Regions from separate parts of the Mus musculus genome. Here region 2 is linked to region 1. The links are chromatin loops, found by intact Hi-C in ENCODE. Cell type or tissue: left cerebral cortex. All regions are shown on one strand. Each heading gives the region's core, and the rest is flanking DNA. Links, peaks and the distances in the headings are about the cores only.

The links. A loop is a pair of places that touch in the nucleus more often than their neighbours do. Peaks named below come from ENCODE experiments on the same cell type or tissue, not always from the same donor. Only the 100,000 strongest peaks of a DNase experiment are listed, where the experiment ranks them.
Region 2: a loop joins it to region 1, with 3 times the contacts of the local background. A loop is called at or near these places in 2 of 42 quality-filtered maps.

Annotation. Positions count from the first base shown.
Region 1 is chr4:40,011,656-40,017,041 of GRCm38, reverse strand. No RefSeq gene overlaps it. Among named protein-coding and RNA genes, the nearest start is that of Gm26087, 33 kb to the right of the region's middle. In left cerebral cortex, for the core only: a CTCF peak has its summit at 2,265 (motif pointing right); DNase peaks (open chromatin) are centred at 1,378, 2,241, 2,625 and 2,873; H3K4me3 peaks cover 465 bases; H3K27ac peaks cover 876 bases.
Region 2 is chr4:40,097,878-40,103,263 of GRCm38, reverse strand. No RefSeq gene overlaps it. Among named protein-coding and RNA genes, the nearest start is that of Aco1, 43 kb to the left of the region's middle. In left cerebral cortex, for the core only: no CTCF peak of the experiment used is centred there; a DNase peak (open chromatin) is centred at 2,216.

The DNA.
Region 1 (5,386 bases), core at 316-5,315:
TGAAAGGCCCTTGAGCTTGACATCCTGTAAAGAGAGCAGAGTTTATACGGAACGACTAGGGCCTCGGTTCTCTTAGGAGCACTGCGCGCAAATTACCACACACATTCACTCACCAATGGGAGGTATGTGGTTGGAAAGGCTGTGAGTCCTTTTCGCAGAGTTGGTAGGTCATCCAATCCAATCACCAGCTGCACTCGGAGACTCATTATCCATTAAGGCCCCTCCTCTCCTCTGCTCAGGCCGCCATCTCTGCAACAGCCTCCTCTCCCTCTTTCACAGATACCCACATCCTACAGAGATGTCTGTGAGTCCCCAGCAGTCCCCCTCCTTGCCTTCCTGGGAGTCAGAGGGTCTAGTTGCAGATTCTTGTTGCGACACCTCTCCGTACCTCCATGAGCTCTAAGCTTTTCTTTTGCCACGTGGGCTCTGATTTCCCGGCTATGCTGTCCCTGGGTCTGGGAGCTGAGCTTTCCTTGACGCTCCTGTTCTTCTGTCATACACGTCCGTCTGTCCATGTAGTTGATGCCTTTTCTAATAATACCTTTCCCCCAGAAATCCATCTTCTTGAACACATCATCAGAAAATCCGCTTTCCTCCCCTTTTGTTCCTCTCTGGCCATCCATACTTTTTCTTCTTAAATATAAGATGGCATTCCTATGTAGCCCTTCCCTCTGCATTTTGCATATTCATATCTACCCCCACTCAGAGTCTTTCCTGTGGGAATAAACACGCTTTTGGTCATCTTGTCGTAGAATGCCCCGCTCAGTGGGACTCTGGGTCCCAACTACTTCCTCTTTGACTCACGTTTTGGAAGAATAACGTTGCTGTCTCTATGGTTCTTCTCCTGTCCTGGTTTCTGTCCCCAGCACTCTACCGAGACTGCTGTCCCTGAGGTCCCATGGCCCTTTCATTGTCATATCTAATGACTTTGACATTTCCTAAGTCTATTTTACTGAACTTTGAAGTTGTATTTACTTTTTTGTAACTTTGGCCATCATGAAAATTTCCTCCCTTGACTCCAGACTATTTTGTTGGGTTGTTTGGCTGCTCAGTGAGTCTTCTCTGTTTTCAAAGGAGTTAAAATGACTTATTTAAATGAACTATAAGTATCACATGTTCACTGGAGCTATTTCTTGGGTTTTTTTTTTTTTTTGAAAGCTTTTTAGGTTGGCTTCCCAAATGAAAATTACCTTATTGTTACCTTTAAACAAGGTTTAGTAGGTCATATATTCTAATTTTATCCAGTTAATTTTGACATTGCACTAGCTTAGTAGAGAAAATATCTTCTTGGATCTGTTTATTTGCTCTTATTTGCACAGGAGCTGGGTGGCCATTAAATCTGTGCACTAGATCAGCTGAATCCAGAACATTTTACTCACAGGACAGAAATAACTTCAGAAATGTGTAAATGAGAGTTGAATTTGGGGACTAGAGGAGGTAGAGAATATGATTAAAAAGAATATGAGTGCTTCTAACGATTGTTTTTTCTTGGGTAGGATTTATTTTTTAAAGAAAACTTTTATTTGTTTTTTCCTATACTATCTAAAAAAGCAATACAAAGGCTTAGACATGCTAAGCTGCAGCTGGCATTTAAATATATATTTTTGGCATATGGTATAGTCAACCTTGTTTAAGTCAGCAATATAGTGTGGAGGCAGGGTGTTAAGGATAAATTTTTCATACATACAATTTAATGTTACATTTAGTAGAACAAGAAAAAAATTAATATGAACATTTTTTTCCTTGTCAATACTATATTACCAGATAGAAACAATCTTTTTAAAATCCCACTTAAGGTAAAATACATTTTTAAGTGCCTATGGCCACTTTATTTGTTCAAAAATTTCAACTACACATCCCCCCAAAGATAACTATTTAAATAGGTCGAAAGAGAGAGAATCCATGAGAGTCCATGAAAGCTTATGCAGGGTAAAAACAATTGTGTGTATATTTATTCTCTTTTCTTAGTCACAAGAAATTGTGTTTCCTTTCCCTGGCTCACATGAAATATGGCTGGCATATGCCCCGTAAACAGCCCAGCCTTCTGCAACCGAGAGGAGCCGGCAGCACGCATGACTAATGGCCGTTTAAAGCCTCCTGATGCACAGGGATCAAATTAAGTAAGGCTTTGTGTTGTCAAGATTTAGAATCTACTGATGCACCAACATTTATTCATCTGCCTTTTATTCAGCTCCGAAGGCTCACAGGTCAGCTGCATCTGATTGCTCTGGCTGCCTTCCAAAGTGGCAGCAGTGGGAGGAATGGGCTTCCTTACAATTCCACTAGGTGGCAGTCTTTGCTGTAAAAACAATCCACTTATTGGAAACCACTGTTTTCTCTCTGCATCTAGTTTCCTCACTCACTCTTCCTCCCTCGCTCCCTCTTTCTCTCTCATGATGTATAAATACATATGTGTATATATATATATATATATATATATATATATATATATATATATATGTATGTATGTATGTATGTATTCTCATTCCTATGATTCATCTTATTTATATTTTTCACGACTGGATTGATTATATATTAACATTCTTGCAGTCACAACCCTCTTTCCACCTCTGACAGGACGCAGCGCTACGGCAGCACAACAAATGCACATAAAACACATAAATGTGACCGATCCGCAGCATCAACTATCAAGACTTCATCCTAAAAGGAGAAGACATAAAGTAACCTGCTGGAATGTACATCTAACCCATCCCAGGATCCCTAGAGACTCTCTTCCGCCTTTTGCTTGGAAGACCCCTCTCAACCTTGCTCTTCCCACTGGCCACCAGGAGACGATTTCCTGGTGTTTGAAGCAGACGGCTCCGACGGAGATCTGAAAGTCCGCGTCTGTCCATTTTGCTTTCAACCTCTGAAGGAGTCTTCTATTTCTGACACTGCCTCAGGTCTCTCCACAGGCCACAGGGGGAAAGGGTCTGGCAGCTCCTCTGGACTGGTCACTGCGCAGCTGGAAGGACAGCGCTTAGACCAGCCAATGTGGCTTTACTAAGTCGTGATTCCAGCTCCTGGTGGGAAAGAGTCAGCTGAGCCCAATACTTTGATGCAGTCAATCTCTTTTTCTTTTATTGAAAATAGATGCTTTTCTCACATAATATATCCCAATTATAATATCCAATCCCTCTACTCCTCCCAGTTCCTTCCCATCCCCACTTCTACTTGGATCCACCCCTTTTCTGTCTCTCATTAGAAAAGCACAGACTTCTAAAAGATAATAATAATAAAATATGACAAAATAAAACATAATAAGGTAAAACAAAACCGAATGGGATTGAACATGGCAAACAAATAGAAGGAAGAGAACCGAAGAGATGGCACAGAGATGGGAACCCACTCACCTACACTCTCAGGAATCCCACAAAACACTGAATTAGAAGCCGTAATACACACCAGAAGACCTGGTGCAGACCCGGGCAGGGCGTGCATACTACTTCAGACTCTTGAGTTTATTTGAGCTTTGTTCATATTGATTTGGAGGGCCTTGCTTCTTGTTTATTTTTCGTGTCCTCCATCCTGTCAGTGCTCGAGGTGTGGAGTGGCCAGACCATGCCCCCTGTGTACCTCCAAATGCCAGGTTCCTCTCACAGAGCACTCTCCAGCCCTCTGCAGACAGGGATGGCTAAGCTCTGCCCTACAAAGTAAAAAACTCAGGTTCAGGACTTGAAAATGCTCCAATCTCCATCCCGAAAAGCTCCTCCACTCTCCACAAAAAAACCCTGTATCAACCCTGTCTACTGCTCAGTTCTTTGTTGCTTCTTGCCCCGGTATGGGCATCCACCCACCTGGTTCTTTTCCTTCCAATAAATCTGGGCGAAGTTTGTTTTGCAGCGTGACTTTGTGGTATTCCTTGGCTCCTGACTGTCAGGAAACCTTTCCCTTCATAGCTGTAACATTTGCCCTGGAGACTCCCACCGCCACCCCCAGAGCAGGGTTGTAACACATGCATTGGGAAAACCTTCTCCCTCTGAGCTATAACACTTCCACTGGGGAAGTCTTTTCCCTCAGAGCTTTAACACTTACACATCCCCTCTGGCTCTTACACTCTTTCTGCCTCCTCTTCCTTAGGGTTCCCTGATTCCCAAGGGGAGGGATACGGCAGAGACATCCCATTTAGGGCTGAGTGTTTCAAGGTCTCTCGCTGTCTGTGTAATGTCTGGATGTGGCTTTCTGTGTCCCCATCTGTTGCAGAAGGGAACGCCTCTGATGACGACTGAATAAGGGGTGGATCTGTCAGTATAACAGAATATCATTAGGAGTCATTTTATCATTATATTATGTTTGAGACCAGTAGTATTTGGTTTTAGCCTAGGTCACTGGGCTGCCTCGTTTCAGGTTCTGGGTCACCCAAGCAGTGTTGGGTATGGGTTTCATCTCGTGGAGTAGGCCTTAAGTCTACTTATATTACTACTTAGGTCTACAGGTATTGGTTGGTTACTCCAGAGGGGCATGAGGAGGGAACACAAGGAGAGACAACGAAAGTAAGGGGCCACTTGAGAGGTAGCATGGAAAAGTAATACAGTAGAAGATTCTTAAAATACGTACACATACGAAGATGGCTTAAGTGAAATAGCTAATTTATGAGGGAGACACAGTCCAAATTGGCCATCTCTTGTCACCAAATGAGGCTTCCAGTATCAGGATTGGGTTACATCAAATTAAGTTGTTGGCCAAGGCCATCCCGTGGGAATCCCCAAATAACCCCTACTGTTTCCAAGATTATAGGTTGCTCTCCACAAACTGATGGCAAAGCCCCTGGCTGAAGACAACACCCACACAACTCATTGAACTTGGAGAGGTTAAGCTGGTACGTACGGAGCCTCGTCCCCTACATTCTGGCATCTGTGGTACAGGAAGTTACTCTGAATGCTACCAAACACAATCACTGACCTAGCCACAAAACCTTTGATCTACCATAGTGTCCTGTCTGTAAAATATGCGAGGGCAATGGTGGGACAAACCTTGTGGGGGAAAGTAACCAATATCTGCTTCATTCGGTCTTAATAACCCTACTTTAAACCAAGGATGAGGAAGCAAAAACCAACCAGAAACTTAGCGAGGTGACTGAGTTAGAGATGAGACGCAAACTCAGGTTCATTCACACGAACACCTAAAAGACCTTGGAGCTTCCCTCCAGGATAATTTTACCAGGCAATTTCCCCTGTTCCTCACGTTTCTACTTTGTTTTCTCCTTTCCCGCTTTTTCCCAGCCCCACTGGCAGCTTCTTCAGACACCATCCTCACTCCTGGTTTAATCCTCTTTGGTCAGTGTCTTGTGCTTTCTTTACAGGGGATTCATCTGCTTTGTATGCGGATAGCCTGAGCATGCTCCTCACCTGTTTACCCCTCCGTGTGAAATCGTTATTAACATTAT
Region 2 (5,386 bases), core at 63-5,062, 86 kb before region 1:
TTTCATGCATGTGGAGGAGTATTTGTGATTTTCAATAACACCTCTATTTTAGACTTCTAAGTTCAGTGGTAGGTGCCTGCTCAAAAAGCCCAGTGATGGGGCTAGGGAGTTGAGTCACTCGATAAACTGCTTGCTGCATAAGAATTATGGCCTGAGTTCAAGTCCTAGTGCCATGTAAAGATGCAAATGTTGTGTTGTATGTCTGAAATCCAGAACTGAGGAGGTAGAGACAGGTAGATCCCTGGGGCTTGCTCCTCAGCTAGTCTAGCCAAATGGCCAGCTACAGGTTCAGTTTTAAAAAATAAGACAGAGATGATTAAGTAAGGTATCTAATATCAACCTTTGTACTCATGTGCACATGCATGAGCACTCCATCAACAGATACACACATATACAGCACACACGCCAACATGCACATGTATACACACTATTGTGCTTTGAATAAGAATGGCTCTCCTGGGTTCATATGTTTGAGTGCTTAGTTCCCATTTGGTGGAACTGTTTGGGAAAGATTAGGAGGTGTGTTCTTGTTGGAGGAGGTGTGTCATTGGAGGGTGGGCTTTGAGATTTCAACAGTCTCACTGAATTCTCAGTGCTCTCTCTATGACTTGTGCTTATGAATCATTATGTGAACTCTCAGCTGTTCTTGTTGCCATTCCTTCTATCATGGACATTATCTGAAATCATAATTCCAATGAAATGCTTTGATTTATAAATTGTCTTCATCATGGAGTTTTGTCATGGCAATAGAAACACAACTAAGAGAAGCATCATATACCCAACATATACATACATATAACACAAACACACACACACACAGACTTGTACATAGACATATATGTTACCATCCAGGTATACATGACCAAAGACATGTTTTATTGTGAAGGTGGTGTTAACAATAATATTTCAAGAACCTACAAAGAACTCAGTGGGTATAATGTATATTCAGAGAACTCAGTGTGTACTATATATCCTCAATCCCAATTCTCTCCTTGAGAAAGTCATCTCTTGAGATCTACATGGATGCTATTTGGTCACGGGAAAGATTACTATATATAGCAGGACTTTCTCAGACTGGCCAGCAGTATAAATAATGACACAGCGACTTCTAATATAGTTTAAAGCTTAGGCCTTTTGCTAGGGCAGTCTCCCAGCTAGCTCATTTAACTTATCTTGCCTATAACTCAACCACAGCTAGTTCTATACCTTGATCTCTGCTGTGGTCTGTGTCTGTTCCTTTCCACTTCTATCCTCTGAATCTCCCACTTCTGCTTTCTTCCCTGGCATCATTTTCTCTGCCTGGAAGTTCTGCCCCCTACTTCCTGACCAGCTATTGTCTATCGCTTCTTTATTATAACCGATCAGCAGTAAGATCACCTTTGATTCATTCTAGACTGCCTTTAGGCAAGTGGAGGAGGAAGAATATTTACAAAATAGAAAAACTAATGATGGGCCATAGAAATAACAATACCAGAATCCTGTCAGCATTCATTCTCTGTGGCACAGAATCAACAACTGAAAATACAGAGACACACCTTCACACAATTCGAAGAAAAGGTTACCTCAGAAACTAGGCATGCTATTTAGTCACAGGAAAAATTACTATGTCAGTTCACTTATTCACAGAATCCTCCCTGTTAAAGCTGAGTGTGTGGATGTCAGAATGTCTACTGCACTGTTGATTTGTAGTCATATTAAAACCCAGTGGATGCTTAATCAAGCAGAGCAACCTGCATCCATCCATCCATCCGTCCAACAAATAATGACAACTAAGAAATAAAAATGTACTCTATGGAATTAGCTTGCTTTCTGCTTACTGCTGTTGGACCAGATCAAAAGTAGTCCTCTCAAAGCAAGGGGAGGGGCTGGCCCGCCTCCTCCTAATTTGTCAGGTTTAATTCACTTCTGGGATAAGGTGTGTGTCTTCAGAAAGTCTCATTTAAAATATGGCCAAATTCTTCAATGAAAGCAAACTAATTCTTTAGATAATGAACTTCCTTGGGAGCAGGGTGAGCATGAGGTCAGTTCTCAGCGGACCCCAAGGATATTTGGCAGTACATTGTGATAGGAGGACTGTTCCAGGGAGCATTGGAGCTCTGTGATGGAGTGGGAAGGGTGAAGGCATTAGTCTCCATGGCTGTATGGAAGACTAACCCTGCTATAGCACTTGATTTCTAGGCTCCACAGAGGGGCAGAATGGTTCCAGTTTATATAGTTGAGCAAAAAATTATCCCAAAATTCATTGGCTTAAAATAGTGACAAGACTTATTTTGCATATGGATCGACAGGTTAAGTAGGGCATGAGGAGCCCTGTATTCACTCATGCAAATACTGACTTACTGCCATTATAGATTAGTTTGCACTTTCTCGAATCCAATATAAAGGGAATCCTATAGTCATTACTGCTTATGCCTGGATCTTTTCATATAATACAATTATCTTCATATTGCTGTGTGTATTGAATGTCCATCCTTTTTACTGCTGAATAGCTTACCATTACATTGATAGATCCTACTTTTTTTTTTTAATCTTTTTGCCCCTTGATAGGCCTTGGGTTATTATAAATAAGGTGCTATGAAAAATGCTATAAAAGTATTTGTGTATGTTTTTATTTTTGGAGAGGGATATCAGGCTGCATGATAGGCTCATGCTTACCTGTTAAGAAAATTCTCAAACTGTTTTCTAGACTAGTTTGCATCTTTTAGAGTTATATATGAATGGTGTCATCAAGTATATATTATCTGTTGTTTCTATTTTTACTCAGATGTTTTTTCTCAGCCTGTCTGGCAGATAGAGAACTTGGGATGTTGGCATCATGTCTCAGTCCAAGTCCAAAAGATCTCAGAATTAGGTATGTGCGTGTGCATGTGCGTGCGTGTGTGTGTGTGTGTGTGTGTGTGTGTGTGTGTGTGTGTGATGTAACTCTGAGTTACATCAAGTTACTTCAAGTCTGAGGCAAAGGCTTTAGGACCCAGAGAGCTTTTCACCCAAGTTTCCAGTCAAAAGGCTAAAGAGCCTGGGGTTTCAATGTTTAATAGTAGAAGAATAAAAGTATCTTGATCTAGGAAGCCAAGAGAGAAAGGTGGTCTGTGGCAGTAGGGATGGAGAGAGAGTGTTCTATACCTTCCAGAGAATGCTGCACTTTCAGTTTTGAATTAGTGAGTTTATTAAGCATATTTGCAAGCAGATGTAAAAGGACAAATAGTAATAACAGAAGCAGCAGACAGACAGTTAAACATCATCAACTAGGGTGCTCACAGCATCTAGCAGAGACAACTATAATATCCCAACAGGGAGAGCTAACAAAAGGTAACGTCAGCCACCGGTCTGATAGAAACTCTTCAGCAGAAATTGACTGGGGACGTCCCACTGAAGCAGCCAGCTGGAGTTTCTGATTAAGACTCTCAGGTGCAGCAGCTTTCCCTCTGGTGAGGTTCCCAGGGAAAAGAACAGCTACAAGCAAAAGAGGTAACATCATCAAATTGGGAATGTACAGTCATCCAGCAGAAATGCCTGGGGAAGCCTTGAAACCCTCATGCTGAAGTTTCTGCTGGCAGAACAGAGCATTCTCATTACAGATGAGCTCTGCCTTCTCTTTCCCACCCTATAAGTTTTTATATTAAGGAAAAAACAATAGTAACCTTGATTGGAAATAGTTCATCTTTTAGCTATTCTGAAGGATACAATGTTTTTTTTTTTTTTTTGTTTGTTTTTTTTTTTTACTCTTGGGCTGTGCCTTAGTTTGCTTTCTTTTGTTTTGATAACCACCAGCAAAAGCAACTTAGTAAGTAAAGGTTTTGTGAAACATTGAGGCAAGTCAGGGTAGGAATTTAATCAAGAGCACAGGCAGGTGAGGGAATGCTTCTTACTGGCTTGCTCCTCATGGCTTGCTCAGCCCCCACTGACCAGCAGCACAAGGGTGGTGCCACCCACAGTGAGATGGATCCATTCATATCTATCATTACTACTACTACCACTACCACTACTACTACTACTACTTACCTTAACAAATATGCTCTTGGTCCACTCAGAAAGAAACAATTGCTCAATTGAGGTTTCTCTTTCACAGGTCACTCTAGTTTGTGTCAACTGGGCAAATACTAACCAACAAAGCTCTTTTCTGTTCTGTTTTTCTCTGTCTCCTTTACAGAGTACTAGGGTGTTGCTAAAATTCCTCCTCTGGGGAAGACATAAAGCAATGTCTATTCTTCATTCTGAAGTCCTAATGACAAATGGAGGTACGGAATCCACCAGAGTTGACTCTGTGATAACGATGAGCTTTTTGGGTTTCCTTACAGAGCCCCATGGATGGAGTCCTCACTCTATACTAGCTCCTCCCCCAGGCCACATGCAAGGTTGCTGGATGGTACTGGGCAGCTGAATACTCAGAGAGAATCTTGTGCCATACTCTGTGTCTCTATGCAAGGGGTTGTAAAGCACCAACAAGCCCAGAACCAAGATGATGGTTCCTTGGCTTAGAGAACAGTCACTTATGACCCAGAGGGACATCTCTGGACAAGAGGTCTTAGGGGATATTTGAAATCAGCATGATATAATCTAGGACAGTATCTGTAGTCAAGGAGAACACACGAACATTTGCTAATGTAATGGACACGTTGCTGGGTAGAGGGAGAGTAGCTAGGCAGAGGGGGTGTGATCTATTGTGAGCAAAGTTTTGTATATGGTTTGAGATAGGCCCCAGATTCATCCTTTTATTTCTTGTGGCTCTTACATTGTCTTTGCACTATATGTTGCGAATACTGTCTTGTGAAGAATAACACATAGGATTAATTTGGCATACTTTCTATATTCTTTTCTGTGTGACACTGACATTTTCATTGAGCTATCTCAATGGCCAACTTTATTATTGAAATTTTAGGGCAAAAGCTTGGGCTCTGGTATCTCCCTGATCCAGGCTAGACTTGACCCTCTGTTGCTATTATGTTAAATTAAAGAGGTGAGCACTGGAGAAAAGCAGAGGGAGGAGATGAATTCGATGCAGTCATCTTGGAAAGAGGAGCAGACAAAGGGGCCCAGTGACCCCAAGTCCATCTTTGGGGTAATGACATTAGCTTTTGGTTTAAATAGAGGATGAATGGAGCAGGGAGCAAGAGAAATTCATAATAAGGCTGTCCTGACTAAGCTCTGATTTTTCACCTCTACTCAATTTTTGCAGGGTAGTCAGAAGAAGTCCTGACCACTGGAGGGGAGAAGGTGGTTCTTAGATAATGACTAGCTCCTTTCCAGGGCGTGGCTTCACCCTCATGGATGCTCATCAATGGGCGTGGTCTTCCCTACAAGGTTCTGCAGTTCTGGGAATCCAAGATGCCTGGGAAAAGTTAAGAACAACGTGCTGTCTCTGTGCCTTCAGCCAAAGCAAAGGAGA